2 separate regions of the Mus musculus genome follow, and region 2 is linked to region 1. The links are chromatin loops, found by intact Hi-C in ENCODE. Cell type or tissue: heart. All regions are shown on one strand.

Evidence for each region. Peaks named below come from ENCODE experiments on the same cell type or tissue, not always from the same donor. Only the 100,000 strongest peaks of a DNase experiment are listed, where the experiment ranks them.
Region 2: it touches region 1 in a loop (3-fold over the local background); 5 of 42 quality-filtered maps call a loop at or near these places.

Annotation. Positions count from the first base shown.
Region 1 is chr8:56,529,595-56,532,094 of GRCm38, forward strand. Cep44 (centrosomal protein 44) reads right to left here. Exons shown (of 11, transcript NM_001009951.1): 11 at 1,928-2,138. The coding sequence ends at 2,096. Among named protein-coding and RNA genes, the nearest start is that of Gm24375, 9.3 kb to the left of the region's middle. In heart, a CTCF peak has its summit at 965 (motif pointing right); no DNase peak of the experiment used is centred here.
Region 2 is chr8:57,428,352-57,430,851 of GRCm38, forward strand. No RefSeq gene overlaps it. Among named protein-coding and RNA genes, the nearest start is that of Scrg1, 26 kb to the right of the region's middle. In heart, a CTCF peak has its summit at 1,037 (motif pointing right); a DNase peak (open chromatin) is centred at 1,050; H3K27ac peaks cover 317 bases.

The sequences.
Region 1 (2,500 bases):
TCTCTTGGTAAGTATACAATACTACTATACATTTTTTTTAATTTGTATTAATTTTTAAGTTGTTATAAAACACCATAAGAAAATTTGTTCCTAATTTCTAGTTTCTGCTGTTTTATTTAATATCTATTGTTTTCTATATTTTATATCTATTAGATTAGAAATAGTCCATCTCATTTTGTATTTATGGGATATGACAGAGAAAAGGAAATGGTAGCTGTCTGGACCATAGGGTCACCTCCTCAGGACCTTGTGGCTGCTTACAGTCACCATAGGACCTTACAGGTCTGTTGACACCGCTGCTGTCTGTGGTGAGGACTTTGGAGTGAGACAATAAATTTGTAAAATCCGAACATAAATGATACTACACAAAAAGCAGATAACTGTACGAACTGTGCCGTGGCTGGGTGGGTAAAGGCTTGCACTGCAGGTTTTTGTGGGGTCAGGGGCAGAACTAATCTCCTTTTTTCAGTGAAGATCACTTGACCTTCAAATGTATGTAGCTACATTTTCAAATAGAAAAATAGATCTGAGCTTTCCTGACTTCAATAGAGACCTCCTAGCACATAAATTCCCAGGTTTTTCTTCTCCCTTCTTTACATAGCACTTTGTGGGGTCAATGGTTCTCTTGTGTGACTATTTTGATTCATTTAGTTCAAAGTGTATTATTCTTAGATCTATTTAATAAGATTTTCTCTCACAAAGTATATTTCTTCCCCCTCTCACTGAGATAGTGTATTACTCTATTACTCAATGCCTATTATAAAGACAAGTTGTCATTTGTAAAAATTTAACTTACCAAAACAGATAAGAGAAAAGAGGAGGACAGAGACAAAGGGACAGAAACAATTTTATTCTATCTTTCAACAGAAAAACTTGAAAGATGTTCTTTTTCAAAAATCTGGAGTTTTATGAGGATTCATTTGTTTTATTAAAAGCCAACGGAGTGGCGTGGAGACCACAAGGTGGCGCTGTGAGTCCATGCTGGTTCTCATACTGGGGACATAACAGCATTTCACAACTGAATTCTCTTCATTTTTCTAACTTAAGTGACCTGGAAATTCAAAAAACATGAATTCTAGATATGCTTTGGAAATGTTACTAAATTCAAGGTTGTATGCTTCTAAATGCTAACATAAAAGATTACACTTTAAAAGTGTAAACATTAAACATTTCTTAGAATACTAAAGTTTTCCTCAAGTTATTTCTAGTTATAGCTTAATTTTCTACTTAACATTAAAATAAAATTATACAGTATAATGAGGTGACTGATGTAAAAAATAAAAAGATAACTTCCTATAATTTTGACTATTACCCAGAATTACTATTGCTATATATTCATTTACAACGTTAGAAGGTATTCACATAGTAACTTTCTCAGTGACTTTGATTTTCTTTCACTTTAACTTTAAGACCTTTCCTCTCCTTAAACGTTGTTAACGATCCATCATTAGAAAGTGCAGAGCACCTCCACTGCATATCCCATGGAGGGCCAGCATCTGGGTCGGGGCTGACGGTCTAGGGTTATAGAGCAGAGTATTCACACACCCGACACAGTTCCCTCAGCAAACACACAGAAGACGCCCGCTGTCACCACTGCAGTGATAAAGCAGCACTGACTACCCATGAAGAACTAGATTTGTTTAGTTTTCAGTGAGCGTTACAACTGGTTCACCAACACATACGCTAAGATTGTACATATGAGAGCCTCCTGAGTACAATATGCAAGTCCCAGTTGGACTATCTCCAGCAAGATGCAGACCATGTCTTCCAACCCATACTTTCAAAAACATATTACCTAGCTCACTGCCAGTGAATGTCAACACAAAACTACAGAGCGTGCTGTAATGACTTCACACTGTAAGAGCAATATACTGAGACAGAAAGTTTTGCCAAGAAAACTGGAAGAGAAAATCGGCACATATACAGCTTAAAATATTAAAAGTATTTATTTAAGAATGAAAAAGCTCACATATCAAATAGAATCCAAATTCTTAATAAAAACTATCGTATATTAAAATTATATACAGAATTCTTAAATATAGAATATATATAAGTAGCCAAAGTCCTAGGAGCGATTATGCAGAACATTCTACAGTTAGCGACTTGAGCATTTCAGTAACTCTGCTGTCTCTTCAAACCTGGAACAGAACAAATGCTGTGTTAGCTAAGGGCAGGGCTCATAATGGAAGACAGGACTTTGTTTGTTTCTGACCCTGAGATAAACTGAGTGTTCCTCTTTTTACATATAATTACATTAATACATGCACATAGAAGAGAGAAAAAAATAAATAAGTCAACCCTCATAGCCTAAGTTATTTTAGAAGTTTGCTAATGTTAAAGAGCTTTGTACTTTTTTAATGTAGTAGAGTACATAATATTGTGATACCATTTCATCATATATTTTCTTTACACTGCTCTTTGCCAAAACTAGATGCACTGCCCCCCTGTCCCAATGAAAGCATCAGCACTGTGCTCCTTTATCAACAGCATCCCAAAGCCA
Region 2 (2,500 bases), 900 kb after region 1:
TGGAAAACATTAAAAACAAAGGTGTAGGGACTGCAGAGATGGCTCACTGGTTGCCTTTCCAGAAGATCTGGGTTCAGTTCCCAGACCCAACCCAATCAGCCAACAACCTCCAGTTCCAGGTGATCTGGTCCCTCTTTTGCCTTCCTCGGGCACTGCACGCAGATGATGCCCAGACACGCATGCAGGCAAAACACCCATACATGTAAAATAAATAAAATAAGATCTCAAGCAACAATATTTAAAAGACACAAAAAACATCTATTCATCTCATGAGCTGACCATAGATAGGTCAGCTGTGACTGATAAGCTCAACTCCTCTGTTAGGGATTAGTTCAGTGACCCATGTCATCTTCCAGGAGCTGGAGCTGAGGGAGGAGGCTTTGTGCTTTGGTAGAGACCGTCAGTGGTAAGGCAGACCTAATTGAAGTCACTCAGGCACATATTCATTCAAAGCACACCCTACTGACCAAAGAAAGCCCCATTGGTCAAGACAAAGAAGCTATTGGAAGCCCAGAAGTATGTCTTTTGCATACACAGGAAAGGGGAGCAAAGGCTGGGGAGGATGAATAATTTAGAATCAATAATTCAATAAAAATTGAATGAGTCACCCCCTGCCTTGCAATTTTCATGATCTGTGCCGATTACCAGTAGCAAATTATTTATACTGCAATTCACACATGTCAAGAGACACATAGAGTAAACAGATCCTGTGTAGATACAGGGGAAAAAGCAGTTGGCTGTCCAGGAAATGTTATTTGTCCACCTGTGAAACAGCAGTAAGGACAAGGATATTCTTCAGAAATTCACTTCGACTCAATTCTTTTGTAGGCTTAAAGAACAGTCGGGACCTGAAATTCAAGAAATATAGCGTAAGCTACTGTTCTTGAGCTATTTTACTACGACTTGAGTCCTGCATAAAATCAGACAGCTGTCTAAAACACCGCCGTGGTTCTTTCCCGTGGTAAAACATAGCCAATAGGTTAAAGTATTTATTAAAGGCATATTTCCCGCCTCTAAAGCTGCTTTTCAGTACAAACAGCAGGTGGCGCTCGACAACAACTTAAGATTGGAATTCCAAGGTTATTTTCACTTCCTGTTCCTTTATAAAGCAGAACTACAGCCTGTAATAAAAAAATAAAATAAAGTAAAAAAAAACAAACAACAGCATAAACCAAGGTGAGAACCTGAGTCTTTATGACCTTGCATCAAAAGGGAGGGCCCAAGAAGCCTGGTGAGTGACCGGAATTTCTAAAGTTTGTCTTTGAAACTTGGAAATCGCTTTCCTTCTGAGCCCAAGGTGTGAGGCTGTAAGAGCAGCGCGCTGTCGAGGGAGGGTATATCTACCTGCCATGCATGGGAGCAAGAGTGGCTGACAAGGGGAGATTCGCTCAGGAAGCTCTGATACTAACTCAGGTTGTTCACATCCTAGGGCCGAGGATGGAAGATGACTGTAGTAAGCAGATGAACGGATAATTTAGCACGCATTTAAGAGAGAGAGAGAGAGAGAGACAGAGACAGAGACAGAGACAGAGAGACAGAGAGACAGAGAGACAGAGAGACAGAGAGACAGAGAGAGACAGAGAGAGACAGAGAGAGACAGAGACAGAGAGAGAGTTAGTTGATGCTCCAGGCAAGGCCTCGGGGGTGGAGTGGCCAGTGGTGGACTGGGAAAGCACCCTGTCCGAGGCAAAGGGGAAGGGGGAGGGGTAAAGAACTCTGAGATGGGGAGGGGAGCAACATTTGGTATGTAAATAAATTAAATAAAGAATAGGGCTGGAGAGATGGCTCAGCGGTGAGCACTTCCAGAAGTCCTGAGTTCAATTCCCAGCAACCACATGGTGGCTCACAACCATCTGTAATGGGATCCGATGTCCTCTTCGGGTGTGTCTAACAAGAGTGACAGTGTACTCACATACAAGAAATAAGTAAATAAATCTTAAAAAAGAAGAAGAAGAAGAAGAAGAAGAAGAAGAAGAAGAAGAAGAAGAAGAAGAAGAAGAAGAAGAAGAAGAAGAAGAAGAAGAAGAAGAAGAGAAGGGAAGGGAAGGGAAGGGAAGGGAAGGGAAGGGAAGGGAAGGGAAGGGAAGGGAAGGGAAGGGAAGGGAAGGGAAGGGAAGGGAAGGGAAGGGAAGGGAAGGGAAGGGAAGGAAGGAAGGAAGGAAGGAAGGAAGAAAGAAAGAAAGAAAGAAAGAAAGAAAGAAAGAAAAGAAAAATATTTTGAAAAAGAAGTTTATTTGTGACCTGGAGGAGGGGGTAGAGGCAGATATGGGAGGGGACCAGAGAAGGACAAAAGGAGAGGAGACAGGAGGGAAGAAAGAAGGCTGTCCAGGAACACATAGAGAAGGGGGGCAGGGAGGGGGGAGGAAGAGTAGATGGAGAAAGAGAGAGACAGAGACTGAGAGACAGAGAAAGACAGGCAGAGAGATTTAGCAGGCTTTTAAACAAGAAAGCCTCGAATGATAGAACCCATTATGAATTATTCTGGGTAGCTCAGCCCACG